Regions from separate parts of the Homo sapiens genome. Here regions 1 and 3 are each linked to region 2. Evidence: read pairs that join two places in POLR2A ChIA-PET (ENCODE). Cell type or tissue: PC-9. All regions are shown on one strand. Links, peaks and the distances in the headings refer to the core of each region. The heading gives the core; the rest is flanking DNA.

What was found. ChIA-PET counts read pairs that join two places held together with the same protein. Peaks named below come from ENCODE experiments on the same cell type or tissue, not always from the same donor. Only the 100,000 strongest peaks of a DNase experiment are listed, where the experiment ranks them.
Region 1: POLR2A ChIA-PET joins it to region 2 with 5 read pairs; 7 of 35 experiments call an interaction of 5 or more read pairs at or near these places.
Region 3: POLR2A ChIA-PET joins it to region 2 with 6 read pairs; 4 of 35 experiments call an interaction of 5 or more read pairs at or near these places.

What each region holds. Positions count from the first base shown.
Region 1 is chr4:83,443,025-83,447,024 of GRCh38, forward strand. HELQ (helicase, POLQ like) reads right to left here. Exons shown (of 18, transcript NM_133636.5): 4 at 3,811-4,000; 5 at 2,990-3,062; 6 at 493-590. Among named protein-coding and RNA genes, the nearest start is that of HELQ, 11 kb to the right of the region's middle. In PC-9, for the core only: no CTCF peak of the experiment used is centred there; no DNase peak of the experiment used is centred there.
Region 2 is chr4:83,354,000-83,361,903 of GRCh38, forward strand. No RefSeq gene overlaps it. Among named protein-coding and RNA genes, the nearest start is that of HPSE, 23 kb to the left of the region's middle. In PC-9, for the core only: no CTCF peak of the experiment used is centred there; DNase peaks (open chromatin) are centred at 3,102, 3,422 and 4,622; H3K27ac peaks cover 3,007 bases.
Region 3 is chr4:83,433,500-83,437,499 of GRCh38, forward strand. It overlaps HELQ (helicase, POLQ like), which reads right to left. Exons shown (of 18, transcript NM_133636.5): 9 at 3,359-3,598. Among named protein-coding and RNA genes, the nearest start is that of HELQ, 20 kb to the right of the region's middle. In PC-9, for the core only: no CTCF peak of the experiment used is centred there; no DNase peak of the experiment used is centred there.

The DNA.
Region 1 (4,000 bases), core at 1-4,000, 88 kb after region 2:
TTCAAGCATTTTGGGAATGCTGCTGTTGAGGAGTTTATATGTAAATCCATGTGAAGCCTTAACTTATTAAAAAAGTATTATAACTACTAACATATAAATATTTAAAAATATTTTAAATTTTAAGATATATTTTTTAATGTGCCAATAACTCAAAACATGTCTCACTAAAATTTTGCCAAATAAAAAAATTTAGTTTACAGAATAAGAAGTGAAAAAATAAAATGGGGGTTTGGGAAAACTCATTCAATGAACGTTCATTGACAGCCTGTGGGCCAGGCTATAGATACATTAGTGACCCAACCCAAGATCCCTGACCTATACACAAACTCTTAAATTCTCTATACACAACCTCTTATTAGCATATAGTCATGGTGAGTAAAATATGCCCCTTCACTACTCTACAGAATTCTTTAAATCCTATGTTTACTACTTTCATTTCTAAGTTAGATGAATACGAAACAAATCAATACAGTGCAAACCTTAGGTACATACTGGTCTAAATTGACTGGTATAATATTCTGCTTGAAGAAACTTTTGTAGGTCTTCAACATTGTTTAATGTTGCACTCATACCAATAATTTGAGTCGTTTCTAAAACACAAACAAACAAAAGCCAAAGTGTTAAGGAAAATATGTTATTTAATATATCATAAAGTAATTTTAGCAAGTCTTTTGTGCTCTGAATTCTTCCTGAGTGATTTGGGAAAGGGGTGGGAGAGGTAAGTAAGAAAAATACAAATAGCTGGGTGCCTGGCTCACATCTGTAATCTCAACACTTTCGGAGGCTGAGGTGGGAAGATCGCTTGAGGGCAGGACTTCAACACTAGCCTGGGCAACATAGTAAGACCTCATCTCTACAAAAAAATTAAAAATTACCTGGGCATGGTAGTGCACGCCTGTAGTCCCAGCTACTTAGGAGGCTGAGGTGGGAGGATCGCTTGAGCCCAGGAAGTCAAGGCTGCAGTGAGCCATGATTGTGTCACTGCACTGCAGCTTGGGCAACAGTGAGACCTGACCTCTTAAAAAAAGAAAACTACAAATATATTACCAGAGTATTAATCTGGCATTTGAAGAATGAAATTTTTCAGGTATCCTGAAAGTTACTACTTAGAAGTTTACAGAGTTTCAAACTTGGCAAGAACTAGGATATTAAGGCTTCTAAACAATAATAAATGAGTATAAATCTGCTTATAACTGTCTATCTGGATCCCCTTTACGAAGAGCTATGATATGTTCCACAGGTATGGCTATAGACAGATGTAGAGGTAGTAGGATAGAGGGCTAAATGCGTCTCGAACTCTTGGCCCATGAAAAGTCCTCTATGAGATCTTGCTATCAAGCTAACTTTTAATTTTATTTATTTATTTATTTTTTTGAGACAGAGTCTTGCTCTGTTGCCCAGGCTGGAGTGCAGTGGCATGATCTCGGCTCACTGCAACCTCCACCTCCTGGGTTCAAGCAGTTCTCCTTGCCCCAACCTCCCGAGTAGTTGGGACTATAGTTTTTGTTGATGTTGTTTTAAATAAAGGTGGAGTGAAGCTTATGAAGCCATATGACATCCTGGGCAATACAAAATGGCTGCTTTCTATAGACTTAACTATTGAATGAAAACCCAAATAGGCCTTCTTTGCAAATGTTTCTTCATTGCTCCTATGTCTTGAAATGATCATTCAAGAAACTCACTGAAAGAGGAATAAGTGGGAGTATCCTTCTCATTCCATAAGGATAGACTACAAAGCTGAAGAGGTGGGCATGGGGTCAAATCAAGAAAGGCTGTGCTAAGAAATTAGGGATTTATGCAGAAAGCAAAGGGGAGCTATTAAAGAATGGTAAACAGTAAAATAAACTAATTGGATTTGCATTTGGGAAAGATCATTCTTCTTGCGCTAAAGAAAGATGGATTTGGTGGATGAAGGGCAGTGGGTACACAGAAGAACTTGGTGATTTCTGTGGCAATCCAGGTAGAAAGGATGAGGTACTGAACTAAAGACTTAGTGGTAATGAGGGATAGGAGAGACAGAAGTAACAATATATTTATGAGGTAAACCAGATAGGATTTGGTTGCTGATAGAATATGTAGGACCCTGGCTTGGCTGGCTGGAGAGTGGTGGCTGAGAATTCAGGCTGAAGAACGGCTTTGAAGGAAATGAGTTTGGCTCAGACTAAGCCTTAGTTAGGCTTAGCTGTTCAGAGAATATTCAAATAGGGATGCCCTAAAATACAGGCTTGATGAAAGCAGGGACTATTTTATTCACTGCTGTATCCCTAGCACTTAAAATAGTGCCTAGCACACAGTAGGTGATCAATATTTTTTTGAATGAACAATTATAAAATGCTATAACCTGCTTAAATATTATTGCTGTTGAAATTTTTTAAATACTTTTTAAGATTTGACCTTTATAGTTAATTTTTCCATATATAAGGTAAATATTGCAATAGCATATCAATAGTAGGTTATGACATTTAGAATAAATTTTTCATAAACTTTAAAGACTACCTGATGCTGCAAAATAGCTCCTTAAACTGACCTATTTAAATGTATCGCTTTACAATATTATTATTATAATATTTATGTTATATGTATTATTATGGTGATGATGATGATGGCCACAGTAGCAGCAGCAAACCCTTACTGAATGCAGTGTGCTAAGCACTGCTGAATGCAATACATGTGTTAACTCACACTATCCTTACAACAATCCCATCAGGCTGGTACCATTATTATCCTTGTTTTACAGATAAAGAAACATAGAGGTTGAGGGATGTGCCTGGGCACACATAGCTAGTAAGTGGCGGATAATAATAGAGGACTTCTTCAAATACCAATTTCATTTACCTTCAAAATTCTATTCATTAGAAATTTTAAAACAAAGGCAAAAAGCTTAAGTATCTTGCTTTAGGTTACATACTGTAGCTAGTGATAGAATTAAGTATTTTATAAGTCTCTTGATTATAAATCAATTCATGACCTCATTTGAAAAAATACTTACTGCTAGTGTAGAGGATTTTTGCTAGGGTCATTTCCAGTGTAGCTCCACGGCTTCCTTCACCAATCATGTGCAACTTCGAGATTTTTTTTAAAAAGGACAGAGAAGTAAATCTTCATATAGTGCTCATATAAAACATGCATATATTCATATGAAATTTGTTTGTAAAGAGTTGCTTATAACTTTTAAGTATTTTGAATATAACAACTATAATACATGTATATTATTTCACTGGTATTTAGGTTAATGAGCTTTTGGTACAAAATCCTTATAAATCTGGGATTCATAAGTACTACTAAAAAAATTTTTTTTTTAAACGGAGTTTGGCTCTTGACCCCCAGGCTGGAGTGCAATGGCGTGATCCTAGCTCACTGCAACCTCCACCTCCTGGGTTACAGCGATTCTCCTGCCTCAGCCTCCCGAGTGGCTGGGATTACAGGCGCCCACCACCACGCCCGGCTAATTTTTGTATTTTTAGTAGAGACAGGGTTTCACCTGTTGGCCAGGCTGGTCTTGAACTCCTAACATCAAGTGATTCACCTGCCTCGGCCTCCCAAAGTGCTAGGATTACAGGCATGAGCCACCACGCCCAGCCAATAAAATTGTATACTACACACATACGTGTTCACACTTCAAGAAACACTTGACACAAAACCAAATTTAAGATTATCAAGCATAGAATGTCTTCACCTATATTGTCTATATTTTCAAATAAATTTATTTTTATAGAGGTACTAAGGTACTAAGTAGATCCACACAATAACCAGAATAATAAATATTTAGTATAATAAAAATATTGACAAATTACAAAAGTATTAACCAACCTCGTCTACAACAACCAGACCCAGACTGTCAATTCTTCCAGTTTCAATCAAGGAGTTCACCAAGCTATGTCCTTTTTCAATAGTGGCAATATAGAGTGATTTCTTTTCCCTTCTTTTAGTTGGAGGAAATCTTCCTTTGCTTCCAGCATATTCTTCAACAAAGAAACCGAGTTCTATACCAAAACTTGAC
Region 2 (7,904 bases), core at 1,476-5,475:
ACTTATTATCGTGTGTCTTTTTAAATTATATCCATCGTAGGGAAGGAAAAATTTTCTTCTACCTACTTAGGTTCTGTGACTGGGCCTAATACTTAAACTGACATAAGATGGATCGATAGGAGAAAAGCATATAAGTTCATTCAATATGTTTACATGTACATAGGAGTCTTCACAAGGGTAATGAAGACCCAAAGAAGCCACTGGGCCCTAAAGCTTATATGCCTTTGTCCACAAAGAATACTAAATTAGTGGAGATGTAACAAGACAAAGGGGCTCGGGCTAGAGCAGTAAATTGTGGTATAGAGATTAGGAAATATGAGTAAATTAGTGGAAGATAAAAGCTATTTTAGTATGTTCAGAATTGTACAGATCCTTTTCAGGGTAACTCTTAGTTTCTGTTGATAAGAATGTTCTTTTCTTCCTGCTACAAGGAGGACAACTTTCTCACAGGAAGCTTTATCATCTGCTATTTGGTGAAAAAAAAAAGCGGGGGGAGATCAGAGAATTCCTACATCTGCTGTTACTCAAGTGCTTTTAGTTCAAAATAATCAATATGCAAAAGTGGTATATTTTGGTGCATTATGTTCTGAACTCTTTTACCAAGTTGATATCTTATTGTGGTTTTGATGTACATTTCCCTAGTGAAAAATGATGCTGATCTTTTCATATGCTTATTGGTCATTCTTCTTTGGGGGAAATATCTATTTAAATTATTTGTTGACTATCTTATTTTTTGAAATATTTGAATATCTATAAGCTGTAGACCTTAGTATACTTTACCCTCAAAGACCGCAACATTCAGGCCAGGTGCAGTGGCTCACGCCTGTTGTTACAGAACTGAACTTGGGGCAGGTGTGGTGGCTCACACCTGTAACCACAACCCTTTGGGAGGCCGAGGCAGCAGGATCATTTGAGCCCAGGAGTTTGAGACAAGCTTGGGCAACATAGCAAGACCCTGTCTCTACCGAAAAAAAAAAAAATAGCTGGTCGTGATGGCATGTGATTGTAGTCCCAGCTACTTGTGAGGCTGAGGTGGGAGGATCACTTGAGCCCAGGGGGTTGAGGCTGCAGTGAGCCACTGCACTCCAGATTGGGTGACAGAATGGGACCCTATCTCAAAAAAGGGTGAAAAAAAGGAACCAAAGTGGGGTTCACTTGCCTGGAGCAGTGAAACCAGATATCCACACTGAGGTTTTACAGCAGTAGAAAGGAAGATGTGGGCCAGGTGTGGTAGCTCATGCCTGTAATCCTAGCACTTTGGGAGGCTGAGGTGGGAGGATCGCTTGAGGCCAGGCATTTGAGACCACCCTGGACAACATAGCAAGACCTCTATCTCTATATTAAAAAAATAAATTTTAAAAAAGTAAGGAAGACATTTATTTTCAGGGAGGATCAGGCAGCTAATGCTTAAATCCTGACCTCCTGGATGGCTTGAAAGTAAGGGTTTTTCAAGGCAGGGGTAAATTTCAGGAAAGCAGAAGTTATAGGCAAAATTGTAACTCAATACGTGAAGGTAACACACTGGTTTTGCCTTAAAAGGGTGGGATATCTTGAAGGGTGGATGGGGCTTAGAGGTCAGAGGTAGATTCAAAGATTTTCTGATTTGCAATTGGTTAAGGAAGGGAAGTTTTTCGGGGGGCGGGGTGGGAGTGGTGGACGGAGTCTCACTGTATCGCCCAGGCTGGAGTGCAGTGGCACGATCTGGGCTCACTGCAGCCTCCACCTCCTGGGTTGAAGCAATTATCCTGCCTCAGCCTCCTGAGTAGCTGAGATTACAGGTGTGCGCCACCACACCCGGCTAATTTTTGTATTTTTTGGTAGAGATGGGGTTTTGCCATGTTGACCAGGCTGGTCTCTAACTCCTGAGCTCAGGCAATCCGCCCTCCTCGGCCTCCCAAAGTGCTGGAATTACAGGAGTGAGCCACCGTGCCTGGCCAGAAGGGAAGCTTTATTTAAAAATTTGGGATCAGCAGAAAAGAATGTTAGCTCTGGCTTATGGGTGCAACTCCCTCCAGACCCCTCAGGAAGAAATTTAGAACAAAGAACGGTGCTCAGAGTTCAGTCTTCAGTTCCTGCTTATCTGAGGTCGATGTGTCAGTGGATCCATTTGGTGGAGATCCAGGTTTCTGAAAAACAACTCAGGGATATATATTAAGATGTTATATTTAGGGCCAGGCCCAGCACTTTGGGAGGCGGAGGCAGGTGGATTGCCTGAGCTCAGGAGTTCAAGACCAGCCTGGGCAACATGGCAAAACCCCATCTCTACTAAAAATGCAAAAACTAGTCAGGCCTGGTGGTGCACACGTGTAATCCCAGCTACTTGGGAGGCTGAGGCAGGAGAATCGCTTGAACCTGGGAAGCGGAGATTGCAGTGAGCTGAGATCGTGCCACTGCACTCCAGCCTGGGCAACAGCGTGAGACCCTGTCTCAAAAAAAAAAAAAAAAAAAAAAAAAAAAAAAGAAGAAACAAAAAAGAAAGTTGTTATCTTTAGTTTCTCTAGAGGAACCAAGCATCTGACTCTAACTTCCTCGTCTATTGTTTTAGGCTACTGTTACCTTCTGCTTGTCAGGTTGCTTATTTACTTCTCAGGGCTAGCTAAGTGCCTGGAATTTCATTTGAAGGAACTCAGAATTTTCCTTTATTTCCATGTTTGGAGGCTCACAGGCTACTAAGAGAGGGTTCTTGCTCCATCTGACCGTAATCATAATCTCAGCGCTTTGGGAGGTTGAGGTGGGAGGATTGCTTGAGCCTAGGAGTTCAAGGTTAGAGTGAGCTATGATTGCACCACTGCACTCCAGCCTGGGTGATAGAGTGAGACCCTATCTCTAAGCAAAGAAAAAAAATAAAGACTTCAACATTCGTATTATGAACTAGAGTTCGACATTTGTTTATGGTTCTTTTTGCTTTTAGGTAAAATTTACCTACAATAAAATATACAAATCTTGAGTGTAACATTGGATGAGTTTTGACAAATTCATAAATCCAAATGTCTATCACTCCAGAAAGTCCCTTTAAGCCCTTTCCCAGTAAATCCCCGCCCCCATACCCAGAGGCAAGCACTGTTCTGACTTTGTCCATCATAAATTAGTTTAGCTTGCTCTAGAACTTGAAGAGGAAGAAGAATTACAGGTTACACACTCTTTGTGTTAAGTTCTTTTTACTCAGCACAGTGTTTTTTGAAATTAGTTCAGGCTATTGAATGTATCTGAGTTTATTCATTTTTTTCTAAGTAGTTTCCATTGCGTGAATATATCATAGCTTGTTTATCTATTTTCCTATTGATGGGCATGTGAGGTTGTTGACAAGTTTTGGTATTATGAATAAAGCTGCTAAGAACATTCTTATCTCACTCTTTTTGTAGAGCTATGTTTTCATTTCTCAAGGGTAAATAACTAGGAGTGGAACTTCTGAGTCATAGGATTGGTATGAAACTGCCAAAAGTTTTTCCAAAGTGGTTGTATCATTTTACACTCCCATGAACAATGTATGAGAGCTCTCGTGGTTCCATTAGACCAACACTTCATGTTGCCAGTTTTTAAAATTTTAGCCATTCTGGTGGGTGTATAATCCACCTCATCGTGGTTTTCTTTTTCATTTCTATGATGACTAATAATGTTCTTTATGTGCTTATTTGCCATTTGAATAGGTTCCTTTATGAAATGACTGTTGAATTTTTTGCTAATTGGATAACATTTTAACATATATAAGGGTTGTATACCCTTCAAGATAGCAAAAATTTAAAAAGAATTCAGAATTCTGTGAATTCAGATACATAAATATCTACAGAGCCAAAGAAATGCAAAGTGCATTGGCACAATGGGCCAGTCTAAGTGGGGTGTCAGAGTTCTGTAAGTTGCTTTACGAAATCCCAGCACTTTGGGAGGCTGAGGCGGGTGGATCGCGAGGTCAGGAGGTCGAGACCATCCTAGCTAACATGGTGAAACCCCATCTCTACTAAAAATACAAAAAAATAGCTGGGCATGGTGGCGGGTGCCTGTAATCCCAGCTACTTGGGAGGCTGAGGCAGAAGAATGGCGTGAACCTGGGAGGTGGAGCTTGCAGTGAGCCGAGATTGCACCACTACACTCCAGGCTGGGTGACAGAGCTAGACTCTGTCTCAAAAAAAAAAAAAAAAAAAAAATAATAATAATTAGGTCATGATAGGATTCACACTCAGGGATGTGGGCTAAGTGACCAGGGCCACATTATGACTCTCATGGGCTCTGGGCACTTTTGCCTTTGTGGGAAAATGAATTAGAAATTATATTTTAGCACTGCATTGGTATACAGATAAACATAATCCAAATGGATTCAATGTTATATGTGCATTATTATTTTATTAATTTTTGTCCTGATTTAAAAAGAAATAAAAATTAGAACACATTTGTGGGCATCTGTAAGTATTGTAGGCTCTAGACACTATGCCCTTCTGCCTAATTCTGAGTAAGTCAGCCCTGTAAGTGACCATGCCCCTTTTAAGGTATGGCATGAAAAACTATAGAAATTACAAAAGGGACTTCAACCTAGGTCAGGCTTGTGAGGAAAGCCATCCTGGAGGTCTGCAGTCCAGGCCTAATGTCCTAGCTAAAACCTCTGGTTGTTCTGCAAGAATGTGGAATGACATAATCTTTTCCTTGGTGAGTAAGCATCTTTCAACCTCAGAGAGGATTAAGTATAGGAATGTTTACCAGAAATTTCACCTATACTTGAATATTTTGGGGTTAAAGAAACTGTACATGTTTGATATGGAAACATTTAAGAGAATTTGGCCGATTAGAGTAATACTTTAGCTTTGTAATTCTTAAGTGTGTAATTGAGCAATTGATTTAGCTCATGATTTTAAGTTGAAATATTATTGGTTTAATTTATTAGATATTAACTTACCTAAGAAAATGGGAAAGTTTTGTTTAAGCAGTACTTGAAAGGAAAATCAAATATGTTAAATGTATAAATATAGTTGGAAATATTTAAGGAAATTTACTCAATTAAATTAACCTTTGTTCTTTAAAGTAAGTGTTGAAATTGTCTAGATTTATAAGGAGTATTACATGTTTTTAAAACCGTGACTTCTGACTGAATGCAGTGGCTCATGCCTATAATCCTAGCACTTTGGGAGCCAAGGTGGGAGGACTGCTTGAGCCCAGGGGTCCAAGACCAGCCTAGGCAACATAGGAAAACTCCATATTTACAAAAAAAATGAAAAAAAATAAGTAATTAGTTGGGCGTGGTGGTGCACGCCTGTGGTCCCAGCTACTTGGGAGGCTGAGGTGGGAGAATCACTTGGGTCCCTGAAGTCAAGACTGCAGTAATCTATGATCATGCCACTGCACTCCAGCCTGGGCAGCAGAGTGAGACCCCCATCTAAAAACAGAAAACAAAAAAACAACTGTGACTTCTTGAAAGCTAAAGAAATAATTAGATTTTGAACAATTTGAATGTTAATTTTTAAATAAAAATAACTTTCTGTGCACAAAAATCACCCATGTGGACATAGGGAAAAAAAAAACCCTTGCACTAACAATATATGTGCCACAGTGGATCTGCTTTAGATAAGCAGTGAGGAGGGCAGGTTGCAGAAAGCATCGATACCAGGAACTGTGTGAGAATAGGAGCCTGCTCCTCTTGCCCAAAGCTCACATTGCCATTTTTTGGTTTCAGTCCCAAACTCAAACTTAGCTTGAGCTGTGAATTTATCTGTGAATTCATACGGTACCTGCCCTAAATACTGACACCCAAATGTCAAAGCACTGTGTCAATCAATTTGCTATTATCATCTTTCTGTAAAAGACACTTTAAAACTTACCATCAGTACCTGATCTTTCAAATAGGGTTCCACCTTGGCCCAGACTCTCTGCTTTTGCATTATTTATCCAGCTATTTATTCCTCCCAGATTCTTCTTTGTACTCCCTGGGTACAAATTAGTGCTTTTGGAAATAACCTCAAATTTTTCGGTCACTAGGGTCCCATTGACCCTCATTTACCGGAATAATAATTTCTTAAATGGTGCCCTAGTGGCCTGAATAAATGGATGCCCCTTTCAAATGGCCTAATTTGCATGCTGAGCACGATTTAGCCACCAAGCAACATCTAGAGTTCTGTTTTTATTTATCTCATTAATTAACTTTCTAGTTACTTTGATAACTATTTTCAGAGTAGCCACATCATCTTGCTTGCATAAGGGAAACACTAAAGCCACTGAGCTAATGTGGGCTATTTTAAGTTGCTATATGAGAACACAGTGGTTCCCTCAGTATCCGTGGTGGTTAATACTGAGTGTCAACTTGATTGGAATGAAGGATGCAAAGTATTGATCCTGGGTGTGTCTGTGAGGGTGTTGCCAAAGATTTGTGTTAGCGAGCTGGGAAAGGCAGACCCACCTTTAATCTGGGTGGGCACCATCTAATCAGTTGCCAGCGTGGCTAGAATATAAAGCAGGCGAAAAATGTGAAAAAACGAGACTGGCCTAGCCTCCCAGTCTACATCTTTCTCCCGTGCTGGATGCTTCCTGCCCTCGAACATCGGACTCCATGTTCTTCAGTTTGGGGACTCGGACTGGCTCTCCTTTCTCCTCAGCGTGCAGATGGCCTATTGTGGGATATTGTGATCATGTGAGTTAATACTTAATAAATTCCCGTATATATATATCCTATTAGTTCTGTCCCTCTAGAGGACCCTGACTAATACAGTATCCATGGGGGGACTGGTTCCAGGACCCCCATGGATACCAAAATCCCTGATGCTTAAATCCCTAATATAAAATGGTGTAGTATTTGCATATAACCTATCTACATCCTCCTGCATGCTTTAAATTGTCTGTAAATTACTTATAATTCCTAATACAGGCCAGGCACCATGGCTCATGCCTGTAATCCCAGCACTTTGGGAGGCTGAGGCAGGAGGATCACTTCAGACAAGGAGTTCAAGACCAACCTGGGCAACAAAACCAGATCCTGTGTCTACAAAAACATTTAAAAATTAGCTGTGTGTGTTGGCTTGCACCTGTAGTCCTAGCTTCTCAGGAGGCTGAGGTTAGAGGATCCCTTGAGCCCAGGAGTTCGAGGCTGCCATGAGCCATGATTGTATCACTGTACTCCAGACTGGGTAATTGAGAGAGACCCTGTCTCAAAAATAAAAAAATTTAAAAAAAGAAAGAAAGGAAAAAGATAATACCTAATACAATCTGAATGCTATGTAAATAGTTGTTATACTATATTTGCATTTGCATTTTTTTTACTGATATATTGTTATTTTGATTTTTTTTTTTTTAAACAGTCTTGCTCTGTTGCCCAGGCTGGAGTGGCATGATCTCGGCCCACTGTAACCTCTGCCTCCTGGGTTCAAGTGATTCTTGTGCCTCAGCTTTTCCAGTAGCTAGGATTACAGGTGCATGCCACCACTCCCAGCTAATTTTTGTATTTTTAGTGGAGACGGGTTTTCACCATGTTGGCCAGGCTGGTCTTGAACTCCTGACCTCAAGTGATCCACTTGCCTCGGCCTCCCAAAGTGCTGGAGTTACAGGCATGAGCCACCGCGCCTGGCCTTTTTCTTAATATTTTTGATCTGCAGTTGGTTGAATTAGGTCAGCTGCTTTGTTGATGTGGAGGGGCAAGTGTACATATTCATATGCAAAGAGCACCACTTTGTAAATGTGAAGGTCATGGTCTTCCTATATGTGGTTTAACAGTTACATTAATTTCACATTAAACTTACAAAGTCTTTGTTCTCTGGGGTATTGTCACCCAAATGCTCTGGTATGTTTGCCTCTGCTTCCTGCCTCCAAGAACTGCTCCTCCCACCAGTCCACAGAGTTCATTTCTGTGCGGTTGATTCTGTGCATTTGTTCTATGTGATAGCCACTGTTTCCTGGTCACAGCTGATGGACCAAGAATGGGAATCTAATTT
Region 3 (4,000 bases), core at 1-4,000, 78 kb after region 2:
TACTAAAAATAAAAAAATTAGCTGGTCGTGGTGGCAGGCGCCTGTAGTCCCAGCTACTCAGGAGGCTGAGGCAGGAGACTGGTGTGAACCCAGGAGGCGGAGCTTGCAGTGAGCGGAGATTGCGCCACTGCACTCCAGCCTGGGTGACAGAGCGAGACTCCGTCTCAAAAAAAAAAAAAAAAAAAAAAGGAGTAGACTATTGGCCGTGTGTGGTAGCTCATGCCTGTAAATCCCAGCACTTTGGAAGGCGAAGGCAGGAGGATCACGAGGTCAATAGATTAAGACCACCCTGGCCAACATGGTGAAACCCCGTCTCTACTAAAAACACAAAAACTAAAAAACATTGTGTTGTGTGCCTGTAATCCCAGCTACTTGGGAGGCTGAGGCAGGAGAATCACTTGAACCCGGGAGGCAGAGGTTGCAGTGAGCAGATATCATGCCACTGCACTCCAACCTGGAGACAAAGCGAGACTCTGTCTCAAAAAAAAAAAAAAAAGGAGTAGACTATTATAAGGAAAGAACAACAAAAGAGAGTTCTTAGAAATAAAAAAAAATTAACTTTATTTAAAAATTCATAAAAAATTTGAAGGGCCAGGTGTGGTGGCTCACACCTGTCAATCTAGCACTTCGGGAGGCCACGGTGGGCAGATCACCTGAGGTCAGGAGTTTGAGACCAGCCTGGCCAACATGGCGAAACCCCGACTCTACTAAAAATATAAAAATTAGCCAGGTGTGGTGGTGGGCGCCTGTAATCCCAGCTACTTGGGAGGCTGAGGCAGGAGAATCGCTTGAACCCAGGAGACAGAGGTTGCAGTGAGCCGAGACCGCACCACTGCACTCCAGCCTGGCCACTGGGCAACAGAGTAAGACTCTGTCTCACAAAAAAGAAAATTCAATTGAAGAACTGAATAATGAATGAAAATAGTTAATGGATACAGTTAATGTAGTTAATGGATATCAGTTAAAAACTCATTTTTTTTTTTGAGACAGGGTCTCACTGTTGCCCAGGCTGGAGTGCAGTGGTACAATCATAGCTAACTGCAGCCTCGATGTCCTGGGCTCAAGCAATCTTCCCACCTCAGCCTCTCGAGCAGCTGGGATCACAAGTGTATGCCACCATGCCCAGCTAAGTTTTTAATTTTTTAGTAGAGATGAGGTCTTGCTATGTTGTCCAGACTGGTCTCAAACTCCTGGGCTCAAGCAATCCTCCTACCTTTGCCTCCCAAAGTGCTGGGATTACAAAAAAACTGATTTTTTGATATGGAAGGTAAAGTTGAAAAAAATTACATGGCACAAACGTGTGCTTACATTCTTCCACATTCTGAAAAATGTGTAAGAAAAGAGATACGAAAGCTGAATCTAAGAGGCCTCAACCCTGCCTAAGTGAAATTATAAAAGCAAGGAACAGAGATAATGGGAAGAAAAAGAAATAACAGAAAAAAAATTACTCAAAGAAGAAAGGCATAAAGCTTAGATTAAAAGCATCCACCCAAGTGCTAAGCCCTATGAATGAAAAGTAGTACTGTTGGGATTGTAAAATCAAACTTCCTGGGTTCAAACACTGGCTTTAAAACTCATTTGTTGGAAAATGAGTTGGGAAAAAGTTATGTAACTTTTTAAAGTTGGGAAAATTATTTAATTATTTAGTGCCTCAGTTTCCCCTTCTATAATAGGTGTGTAATAAAATATGACCTTCCTCACAGAGTTATTGTGAAGCTGTATCAAGTCAATGCATGTAAAGTTGTTACTACATGAAAGGGAGGGGAATGTAGTAATTACAACTATTATTATACACCATGACAAAATTGGGAGGTTAAAGAGAAAAGTCTAAAAGTTTCTGGAAAAGAAAAACAGAAAATCCATGCAGAGACAAAAATGAGCAACATTGGCCTCTAGAAAATATGGAACAATATTTACAAAATCCCTAAAGGAAAAAAATTGAATCTAGAATTCTTTTGCTAGTGAAGTGTAAAAGTGTGAGGCCAAAATACAGATATCTTCAACTATGCAAAGAGTCAAAATGTTTTACCCCCTAAAGCGGTATTCTAAAAAGGATTACTCAAGGAAGGCAAAATTAAAAAAAAAAAAATCAGAGAAGAAAGATGTGGGATATAAGAGGCAGTGGTAAGCAAAAAAGAAGTATGATTTACAGGTAAGTTTAAATACTACATAAGATGAAAGAAAATGTTTAAATCTGGCACTAAAATTCTAAGTAATTGCAACATTCATGGGGCAGAGTAGAATATACTAAGGACATGCTAAGCCTCTTTTTATGTTCAGGAGAGGACAGTTATTGATTAATTCTAAAGTAATAAAAAATGTTTGGTTACAACTTAAAATTTTAAGAGTAACCACTGGAATAATAGAAACAGGATATATAACTTTCATTTTTTTCTTCAATTGTCTGAAAAATGGAAAACTTAATGAGAGACAGAAATTGAAAATAAAAGAATGGAAAAAGGTACATACGTGGCAAAAAAAAAAAATGAGTCCTGGTATTCAAAGCAAAATTATTAAATGAGAAAAACAAGTATTTATTGTATTGATAAAAGGTATAATTCGGCAATAAGATATTTGAAGTAAACCTTTGTATATCTAAATAGTTTTGAAATATAAAAAGTAATAACTTCTAGAGATGCAAAAAGGAGAAACTGATAACTACATAATTAAAGTGGGAGACTAACACACTTCTCTGAAATTGATAGACCAAGGAATCAAATATAGTAAGAAAATAGAGAAGCCGATAACACAATGAACCTCTGTGATCTCGCTGAGATGTACAAAACTGCATATTCAACTGAAAATACATATTTTTTTAAACACTCATGGAAAGTTTATAAAAATTGATCATTTATTAGCAAAATACCCCATGATCATAAATTATAAAGGGGAGAAGTCAATTACACAGGCCTACACCTTTGGTAATAACTGGAAAGGTAATCAAGGGCCTGCTTTAAAATACATATATTAGACACAAATTGCCTATGGATCAGCTCTCCAAGATTTCAAGGAAATCTCTATGTTAAATAAACTCTTTCATATCATAAAAAAGGTAAAACACTTGCCAACTATTTCTACAAAACCAGATTAATAGACCCTAACATCAAAACCAGATATAAAGAGCAGAAAGGATGGAATTCTAATATCAAGAAATCTATTAACGTTATTTTTCATTACATATTTCATTACATATTCATTAAAATATTAAAGAAAATAAACCAACCAATCAACTCAGCATATGCTAAAAGAACATTTGATAAATTCTCATCCACTACTGAGAAAGCATAAAACAACAAAACTCCTCGCAAGCTAGAAATGGAAAAGTTCTGAGCCTGGTCAACACTTACTTATCTCTTACCTTCGAGCTGGTAGGTTGACACCTGCCGCTAGGGTAGATGTGCAGGTAAAAAGACAGAGCACTCCTGTGGAGTAGGCCTCCTCCAAGAGTTTCCTTTCATCACTTGTTAAGCCACTGTGGTGATAGGCAACTCCAAATGGGATAGTGCGCTTTAAAACAGGACACAGGTTGCCATTGCCAATATTCTTCAAGTTCTTAATCACCTCACATTTTTCTTTCTCCTTATGTTTCAGATATTCCCTATGAAAAAGATCTGTTAGAAATATGAGCCCTTGATCTTTTAGTGACAAAATTTCTACCATTTTCATTTTAGTAGATGCTAATGTAAACATTCTTTAATGTACTATTTCCATTGAGTTAAGTACATTAAATGTTCTTAGAATTTTGATTCTGACTTCATTAACTATTAGGCAGTCTCTCAATCTTTTTGTGGATTACAGAACCCTGTGAAAATCTTATCAAAACTAAGGAAAGGCGAAATGCGATGGCTCATGCCTGTAATCTCAGCACTTTGGGAGGTAGAGGCAGAAGGATTGCTTGAGCCCAAGAGTTCAAGATCAGCTTGGGCAGTGAAGCAAGACCACCTCTACAAAAAATAACAAAAATTAGCCGGGCATGGTGGTGCATGCACCTGCAGTTCCA